Regions from separate parts of the Homo sapiens genome. Here region 2 is linked to region 1. The links are chromatin contacts, found by POLR2A ChIA-PET in ENCODE. All regions are on one chromosome and are shown on one strand. Each heading gives the region's core, a stretch centred on a gene start or an enhancer-like site at or near the end of the contact. The rest is flanking DNA. Distances are from core to core; before and after follow the strand shown. Region 1 overlaps ARID1A (AT-rich interaction domain 1A). Region 2 holds the start of KDF1 (keratinocyte differentiation factor 1).

The links. ChIA-PET counts read pairs that join two places held with the same protein, here RNA polymerase II (POLR2A).
Region 2: POLR2A ChIA-PET joins it to region 1 with 12 read pairs in naive thymus-derived CD4-positive, alpha-beta T cell. The contact joins the promoter of KDF1 here to the enhancer-like site in region 1. POLR2A ChIA-PET finds 5 or more read pairs at or near these places in 4 of 52 experiments (H1, WTC11, activated CD4-positive, alpha-beta T cell and 1 more).

What each region holds. Positions count from the first base shown.
Region 1 is chr1:26,698,766-26,703,903 of GRCh38, forward strand. The region is part of intron 1 of ARID1A (AT-rich interaction domain 1A); the gene reads left to right. Among named protein-coding and RNA genes, the nearest start is that of ARID1A, 5.3 kb to the left of the region's middle. Within about 2 kb of position 3,331, at least 5 of the 41 ENCODE cell types and tissues checked have a DNase peak (open chromatin) inside an H3K27ac peak, as active enhancers do.
Region 2 is chr1:26,958,657-26,963,425 of GRCh38, forward strand. KDF1 (keratinocyte differentiation factor 1) reads right to left here and starts at 1,812. Exons shown (of 4, transcript NM_152365.3): 1 at 1,694-1,812. RefSeq lists an enhancer at 1,250-1,932 and a silencer at 2,802-3,096.

The sequences.
Region 1 (5,138 bases), core at 2,081-4,580:
ATTGAAATGATTTTACTGGGCTTTTTATTGAGTGGCAAATGTGGGATCTTTATGGGGGGCCAGAAAACAGTTTTTGTTATTTTTTTTAGAACTGGGAGCTTTCTGAGGAATTTTATATTAGGTTCAAGCGGTCTGTTTTAAGGAAGACTGGCCTCATTCTTTGTTTACATGTTGAATCTTGTTAACACTTTCTTTTGTTAATTGAACTTTGGAATAGCAGCTTAATTTAAAGGGAAGCTGGTGTCTTTCATGATCTTGAGGGACTTTCTCCTAAAGGCTTGGTTTGGTGAAATTGTTTTTTTCCTGGAATAACAAAAAGTCTAGTTTTCTGTTTTGTCATCAGTCATTTTAGAGCTTTGAAATAGAGACTGGCCAGTTTATTCCTTTGCATTTTAATGTATGTTCCACTTTTTTTCTTGTCTTCCAAGATATGAAGATACGACCTAGAATGACACTTAAGATTTGCTTAGAAATTGCAACTTCTGAGTACCTTGTTACACTATTCTATCTTGTTTTATTTTGTTGCTTTTCTTCCATCTTCATCATGCTCTGTCAGCAGTGCTTTTGGTCAGGGATATTGAGTATTCTGTGGAGTCATACATGTTTTCAAAGAGGGGGAAGCTCCATTCATCCCCTCCCAAACCCCTTGCGCTTTTGTGCTAGGAGGAAATTTTGTTCACTTACTAGCTGTATTCCCAGCCCATCCTAGAGCTACTTTACTACTCTTTTGAGCTGGGGATTTTGAAATTAGCTGTGTTAGATGGTGGGCTTGGAGCTCTGTGCCTTGATTCTACATCTTCCATGATGTTCTGCATCTGGACAAGAAATAGGGAAATGTTACATTGTTTTTCTAGTGTCTGGAGGAAAAGTTTTGTCTTAAAAGACAGCATCCTCTTGTCTCTGGGTCATCCTATAGTCTGAACCTCTTTCCTCTCATTCCCCTTGTTTTGTTTGGTTTTGGCTGAAAATTTTACTTTTCTTGAAAACTATTAGAATAAGTCATTTGGGGTAGTAAGTCAGGGTTCATTTAAAAGCAAAATTGATTGGAATTCTGCTGGTTTGGAAATATTTAGTCAAAGGTTTTAAAGAAAAAGCCAACTCTTTTGGTATAATGATTTTTGTTTTTCAGTCAGTAAATTATGGAACACTTTCTGTGTAGATGATAGGAGAATAGATACAGTCCCTGTTTGGATGCCTGTCTGTGCTGCCTTTGGATGAATTTTCTGATCTCTTTTATTATCACTAGACCCACACAACATAGATTCCTAATTAATTTCAGCTCAGTTGTCTACTCCCCAGAGACCCAGGGAATGGGCTGGTGAGCATTCAGTTGTGTAAGAGACAGTGCAGCTTCCACTTCTGTGGACTGCTTCAGGTGTGTGGTAGTAGTCTAGGTGAGGGTTGTAGGTTCAGACTTTGTTCTGAATTTCTCTTTGCTACTTGATAAACCTCTTTTCAGACCATGATGCTCTACTCTTCAACATTCTTAAATTAAAAAGTCTTGCTCTGTCTCCATCTTTTCCTGGCGCAGTCTTAGATTAAGAATATTTTGCAGAGACTTAATTAACACAGCTAAGGTGATAACGTTTTCATTTGACTCTGCGCTTATGAAATAAAGTTTAGGTAAGTGTGTGTATTGTGGCTATGTCTTTTTCACAGGACCTGGGAAGATCTTAGACAAACTTTTACTTTATTCCTTTTCATAAGTAGTGTATCTCAAGTGTTGAATCCCGGTACTGATGAAATAGTTTTAGATTACTTACACACATGAAGTTGATTTAAGGCTTTTTATTGGGACGCTTTTTAGCAATAATACTTTGAGAGTAATACCAGTTTACCAAGGTAAAAAATAAAATACAATAAATAGTCCAGGAACAAGTTGGATTTTATTGTAGAAGTTTGGTTGTTAGTTTCTACTACGGAAACATCAAATGATATTTCTGACTCCTGGGAAACAGATACAGGAATCCTAGATTTATTATGGGAATGCCTACTGGCAGAAATTCTAGGCTGGCTGAAATACAGGACTCTTGGAGCTCTCTCAAGTAGGAGGGACCAGGAAAACCACACTGAGATGGCACTTTAGTTGTGGGGGTTTCATGTTTCTCTACTGTTCATGAGAGAGCTGGGGTGATGAGGATTGAGATGGTGGTGTGAGAACAGAGAAAGCAGCCAGGACCAGGTTTGGCTTCTTGTGTATTGGGCCCTGTGAGGACTTTTTAGGTTCCTTTCTTTGTGTGTGACATGAGTAACCATGACAAGCAGCACCTGCTGAAACAGGATGTCTTGGATTGCATTAAACATTAATATGTTGGATTGACTCCTGTAGGTGTAATGTCTACAGTAGACCTTTTGCAAAGAGGTTAGTGAACTTTTTTAGAATGAGGGAATAGGCTAACAAAGTAATAGGCAGGGCTCTTTCCTGTTCCCATCCCTCAAAAGGTTGTATTGATTGGCTTCAACTCTCAAAATTCTAGAAGCAACTGAAGCTTGTAAATATGGTAAAAATGTGGTATTCAAATATATTGGCACCGAGTAGTTCTTTTCTGCCAGTGAGCTGTAATACCTGGGGCTTGAATGGAGTCCTGATTCCTGTGGCTTTTATCTCTGGGTTTTTCCTTGTTTAGATTGGTCATTATCATTACTGACGCACACTTACGTTGTTATTACTGATGCATACTTGAGTTGTGTGTTGCGTTAGTGGTAAAGAGCACAGGACTCACAACAGGAGGAGGAAGGAGGAGGCTTAGGTTCCACATACAGCTCCAGATTAAGCTGTGTGACCCTGGGCAGGTCATTTGCTTTCTCTATTTTTCATTTTCTCCCTCATCAATAAAATGAAGTTGGTCTGCATGGCCTTCTCACTCTAAGATGCTACATATCTGTGCTTCCATAGCTGGCTTGTTATGAAGGCAGCTTTCTGTACATAAATCAGGGGTCTTGAGACCATCTTTCTTCCCCTGGACTGAAGGAACTCAAAGCTATTTTCTCCTGGGATTCACAGGAACAAGCTCTGAACAGTTGGGTGCCATTGTGGTCTGTAGACTTTTACAGAAAAAGCTCTACCAGACTGTTGCCTTGAAACTGTTAATCTGTTTGTCATTAGTCATTCCACCTGGCTGGTGGTTTTAAAACACTAAATAGTCGTTGGAAAGTTAGGTAGATTTCATTAAAGCAAGACTTGAAAAATAGTTGCTTCAGGATCCCCAGGAGGCTTTTGCACTTGGGGTTGGGGTGAGGAATGGATATTCATAAGTTCAGTGTTGATATTCTGCTGCTTTTGGGGAGGGGTAGGGAGAGAGAGGGAGCATTAAGCTCTCCAGACTCCTGGTGTTTGGGCAGGTCTAGGTCTGGTTTGGGCAGTTGGTTGTAATCTGAGTGCCTGGACTTGCCCTGTAAGTTTTGCTGAGAGAGAAGCAAATGTTCCTGAGACTGGAAGAGGAAAAGCTGCGTTTCAGGGTCAATTTCATAGGTGCATTTGTTGTTTCTCATCGCTATGGTTTAAAAAACTACATGGTGTGCTTTGCACGTGGTCCTGGAAATGCTATTCTTTCTCTTCTCCAGCACACCTGAATTTCCATTCTTTCTCTTCCTGGCTTAGTAGTTTAGAAGTGTAATTTAGGTATATTAGAGGAAGGAAGCTTCCCTTTATAAAGGAGGGAAAAGGGTAGAGGGAACAGTGTTTGATAATTCTGTGCTTGACACAGCATCTTCTATCGTCTCTGAAGGAACCAAATGTTTCAGAGCTTTGTGTAAATACTTGCTGAGCTGTCAATATGTACCCAGGAGGTTTCTGTAGTAAGATGTAAACTGTTCTATAGAATGTTTGACAGGCAAATTAATAAACAGTTTTCAAGCAAAGATAATGCTAGCCTCCTCATGTGGTGGAGTAAAATAACATTGGGGAAAAAGACTTGGGGATAGGAAAAGGGTAGTGCTGGGGGGCAGTGAGTGTGGAGATAAGAAGTGATCTAAAAAAAAATTGAAATGGAAAGATGCTGCCCTGGTAGTGAAACCTCTGTGGCCCTGGCTGCGTGCTAAGTTCAGGGCATGTGGTATCCTGTTAAAGTCAATTGCAGTTTCATAGTGAAAATAGAAGTTTGGAAAGAAGATCCTGACTGTCAATAGTAAGGTAAGTATTACCCCAGACACTTGGCTTATGAGACTTTGAGGTTTAAAGGGTAGCTTGGTGAGATTATTTTTGGCTTGGGTTTGCATTTCTGGAATATTAGAAAGGAGAAAAAAGATACTGCAACTTGAGTGTGATCTTTATCCTCAATTTTGCTGTTGTGCTGGGGATTATAAGTCCACTACCCAATGGCCTGGGTTTATTTATACAGTTTTTACTGGACTTCTGTGTATCACTTATGATAAAATTAATATGCCTTTACACTCTGTTCCTGGGTCAGTACAAAGTCCAAATATTTGGGGACTCACTACATCTTACTTGAAGGATTATGTGAGTAGATACAGTCTTTGTTTTTGAAATTGCCATTTTAGGATTAAAAACATATCTGGGTTCCTTCAGTGACACATTCTTTTTATGGAAGAAGAAGAAGAATCTATGAATATTTTAGCTGTCTGTCTGTGGTCCTCTTCTTTGGTAGCCTTGTGAGATGACCAGATTTGCCTTCTCAGAATGTCTTTTTTAACTAGATTCATTGATTCTGACACCAGTTTTCTTTATAAGAAGTGTTTTTTACACCAGAGTCCTGGAAGTGCCCTTTTGACTTAGCTGTTTATATAGTAGCAGGGAATATGAATGTAATTATGGTCCTGACTATGATTTTTAGGTTCAGCTAACTTACTACCAAAGGCTATCAGCTTGTTTTAATACAAAACACAAAAACTTGGATTGGCACTGACATAGGTTGCTTAATATTGCATGGTCCTTTCCCAGTATGTTGGTAGTGAGGGTATTAGGAACTTCAGACTTATTGCTGAGAGCATAGTTTCTAAGTCAGAGAGATCAGGAAATTCCAATGGGGATGGGAAATAGCCCTATGTGATTACACCAGCTAGGTACTAGGAAGAGATTTAAAAGGTAGAAACAATATCTCCTTCAGAGGCATTTAGTTTTCTTAGGAAAGCATGCTTATGTGCACACATCTGGAAAACTTGAAAAGCAAGGTTTCATA
Region 2 (4,769 bases), core at 562-3,061, 260 kb after region 1:
CTGTACACAATTGGCCTGGCCCCAGACTCTTATCCACTACCCCATCCCATCTATTACTTGGGAGAAAAGAGGCAGTCAAAGCTGCCAGCTCCATGGACCAGCGTGTGCCCAGAGAGAGCCCATGTTGGGAGCCCTGTCTTCCAGGCTCAAGCCTTCAGGAGAGTGGACAGATCTACAGTTAACCATGCTGAGCTCGGAAGTACGTGGGGCTCCTGAGGATGGACTGGCTATTGTCTTCTCCCCAACCTCCAAAGCTTTAGGACTCTCTATTATTGATTAAATTAATACAACGAGGTGCCCAGCGTTGTGCTAAATGCTGAGAAAACAGCAGTGAATGGGCCAGAGGACTTTCACCTTATTTGACTCTCACAATTGCTCTGAAAATAAGTAGTATATCTCCATTTCACAGATCAGGAATCTGAAGCTCAGAAAGGTGAAGTGACTGGCCCAGAGACACCTAGCAAGAGAGGGCTGGAGTAAGATTTGCACTGTGGCCCGCCAGGCTCTGAAGCCTGCGTACTTTGTGTGTGCCACACATCTCCAGCGGTGGTGGGATGAGAAGAGAAGACCTGGGATAAGGACAATGCCTGCCTCAGTTCCCCACTTCCCTCCAGCCATTGAACCCTCCTGAAGTCAAACTCAGGCAGTTTCTTCCAGGCTGTATCTCCCCGACCCTGCTGCCACCGCCCCGCCACCACCCCGCCCAATCCTAGGAACCTGGTCACTTGGTTTAGTGAGGGGAGACTCCCTGTCCCTATTGTGGCTTGAGGCAAGATTCTTAACCTCACTTTCCTCATCTTTAAATAAGGAGAGACTAGTATCTTCATGCCCCGCCAATCCCGTGAGATTTAAATGAAATATTGAGTGCAGGGGGCTTCCCGCAGTGGCCTTGCCCATGGGAGGGGCTAGGTCACTAGGCGATCTAAGGCACCGCAAGGATGTTCCCGGGGGTCAGAGGGTCCCGGCCCGCCCTCCCTGGATTTCTCGTTGATGCTTTCCTCTTCCCCCTTAGTCCCGCGAACACACACACACACTCAAGGGTCTATGTACCGTCCCCTCCTCCGAGGGTCCCCAGGACAGGCCCGGCCGCACCAGCCTCTGCCCCCAGCCCAGTGCCAAGCCTCGGACACCCGGCCGGGGAGGACCACCCCAGTCCTGCTCGAGAAACAGCCGTCGGCTCAGTGCACCCTCGGCCTCCTGCCCCAAAGGTGCAGCCCGAGAGTCCCATATCCGCGGGCAGCTAGTCCTGGGGACAAGGAAGAACCAGATCCTGGCACTGTCCCCCGGGCTACCACAGCCCCTACACCAACTCTGCCCTCGGGGCGAGCACTACCCTCTCCAGCTGCAAGGGCCCTACCCCGCGGGCGGACCCAGCCTCCCTCCCGTCCCGACGCTGTTCCTCGGGGTGAGCACCAGCGTTTGTCCCATCCCGACGCTGCCCCCCGGTGAGTGCGGCCCCCGCACCCAGCCAGTGCAGCCCTAAGGGCGAACGCGGCCCCTCACCCCATTCTGCGCGCCCAGCCCGGGCGCCCGCTCAGGCCGCTCCCCAGCCCGGCCCGCGCACCCCGGAAGTAGGAGGGTGGCCCCCGAGGAACCGGGCCCGGGACCCTCTCCTGTCCGGGCTCAGCTTCGGGGGGCTCCCGACACCGGCGCCGCCCTGGCTTGCGCCCCCCTGGGCCCGCGCCGGGCTTACCTGTCCCGCCAGGTGAGCCGCCTCCGGCTCAGCCCCTCCCCCGCCCCCTCGCCGCTCACCTGGGGCGCAGGTGAGCGTCTCGCGGGAGCGCTGCACGGGCCGCCGCTAGGGACACACTTCCTGCCTCCGCGAAGCGCTACCGCGCACCTGGACCGAGGCCCCGCCCCGGGGCTCTGCAGAGCTGCGCGTCCCCGCTCGAGTGCTCGGCCCGTTCAGCCTAGTCCGGGTAGGTGAGGTGTGGCGGGGAGGGGTCGAGAGGCGCTGGGGCTCAGTCTCCTCTTCTGTTCAACAGGCTGGTGGTCCTGTCAGTCTCTGAGCACCTGTGGAACTTCTGCCCGGCCGTAAAGCTCCAACTCAAAGGGAAGCTCTCTTCTGGGAAGCTTTCCCTGATCCTGTCTGTTTTTCTGTTGGTTAGAACAGTCCCTGTACTCAGCACACTGTCGTTTTGTTGTCTTCTGTCTCCTCCTTTAGCCTCCTACCTTGCAGGGTTTGGTCTTGTTCCCCTGTGTTCCTGGTGCTCAGCACAGGTCCTGGCACATACTAGGTGTTCAACAAATATTTTCCACTGAATGAGGCCCTGGGCCCCAATTTCTCCCTTTGCCCTGAGGCAGAACTGGGAGCCTGGGCCGCTGATCAGTTTACCTTTTCTTTTGTTCAGAGAAATCTGCAGGTAAAGACAGGAACCTCAGCTCTGAGGCCCCGAGTAGGGTAGAGGAGGGGGACCGGATATGCAGCTCTGAAAGATACATCCAGGATCAGAAGTGGTGGCCAAAATGGGCCATGGTCACTACATCCAAAAAAGGTCTCTGCAAGAGGCAACACCATTGAATGTCAATAAGGCAAGGCTCAGACTATTCTGGGTTACTGTTCCCCTTAATATTAATAACAACTCAATAACTTAACAATAGCATTAATAAACAAGTGACTTGGCCGGGCGCAGTGGCTCATGCCTGTAATCCCAGCACTTTGGGAGGCCGAGGCGGGAGGATCGCGAGGTGGGAGTTTGAGACCAGCCTGGCCAACATAGTGAAACCCAGTCTCTACTAAAAATACAAAAAATTAGCCTAGCATGGTAGCAAGTGCCTGTAATCCCAGCTACTCGGGAGGCTGAGGCAGGAGAATGGCTTGAACCCAGCAGGCAGAGGTTGCAGTGAGCCGAGATCGCGCCATTGCACTCCAGCCTGGGCGACAGAGCGAGACTCTGTCTCAAATAAACAAAACAAACAAACAAACAAGTGACTTTTAGGGAGCATCTCCAGGAGCCATGCATGCCGAAGCCGTTAATCTGTGAAGTGGGTCAGGTATTATCATATCCATTTTACAGTAAGAGGAAACTGAAGCTTAGAGAGGGGACATTGTTTGCTCAGGCAGTTGGCACAAACTGACTTTTGGCAAGGCACTTTCCTTCTCTAAACCTAATCTCTGGAGATAGTAGTACCTCTCTTTAACTGGGAGGATTAAAAGAGATCATGGATGCAACAGGAAGATATCACTGGGATGCATTAGGCATAGGTGTTCAATTTCCACCAGAGACCCTCCATCCCAGCGCCTCCCACCACATCTTGTCCACATTCCCTCCTGAGGAAAGTGCACATTGTATTCTTATTTGGAGCTCAGAGAATGAGTCACATCCTCACTTCACAGTCACATCTTGTGCAGTTGAACATCTGTGTACTCTAAAACCTAGCAAGTCCATTCCTATGGTACAGCCACAGTAAGCTCTTGTGCAATGCACCAGGAGAGAATGTATACAAGAATGTTACTAGAAACATTGTTTGTGGTAGCCCCAAACCGAAAACACGGAAATGCTACTGACAGGAGATAGAGAAATGTGGGATATTCATGCAAAGGAATTAATTATAGAGCAGTAGAAAATGAATGAAAAATAGCAACATGGTTGGATCATGGTAATATAATATTGGATTGAAAAAAGGCAAATCTCAGAAGACTACATATGGAATGACATCCTTTATATATGATTCAAAAATAACTAGAACTACTGCATCTAAGCATAATATTTGGTTGAACCATATGAATTTGCTGTTATTTGACCTGTTTTGATCTAAAAGTAATGGCAGATTCATGTGCTTCAGCCTAATTTTTACGTGAAAAAAAACTAAGAAAAGAGCAAGGCGTTGGGTGCAATAGCCTGGGCCTGTAATCCCAGCTACTTGGGAGGCTGAGGCAAGAGAATCTCTTGAGCCAAGGAGTTCAAGACCAGCCTGGGCAACATAGCAAGACCCTATCTCAAAAAAGAAAAGAAAGAAAAGAGCAAGGGAATGAGAAACACAAAGTTCAGAATAATGAATACCTGGGGGGCTAGGCATGGTGGCTCATGCCTATAATCCCAGCACTTTGGGAAGCCAAGGATTTGGGAGGTTTGGTTGAGCCCAGGACTTCAAGACCAGCCTGGGCAACATAGAAGGACCTGTCTCTATGGAAGGAAAAAAAAAAAAAAAAAAAGGCTGGTCATGCATCTGTGGTCCCAGCTACTTGGGAGGCTGTGGCAGGAGGATTGCTTGAGCCCAGGAGGTCAAGGCTGCAGTGAACCATATTAACACCACTGCCCTGCCCTCCAGCCTGGAACACACCACACACACACACACACACACACACACACACACACACACACACACAAAATTACCTGGGGGAGGATGCAGGGATCCTCCTATTAAATCTACCTGTGGGAGAGAAACCCATAGGTAGATTTAATTTTTAGCAATGTTCTGGTTTTTGTGAATAGTGGATTCAGGGGCTTTCATTTTATAATGAATGAATGAAAAAATAGAAGTTTATGCTCTAATGCTAAATAATTAGAGTTAGTGTCACTTGCAAAGTTCTCAAGATACGCAAACACATGAGAGCCTAGGGTCTTATTTATTTTATTTTATTTTATTTTATTTTATTTTTTTGAGATGGAGTCTCGCTTTGTCACCAGGCTGGAGTGCAGTGGCACGATCTCGGCTCGCTGCAACCTCTGCCTCCCGGGTTCAAGCAGTTCTGCCTCAGCCTCCCAAGTAGCTGGGACTGCAGGTGTGCACCACCATGCCCAGCTAATTTTTTTATTTTTAGTAGA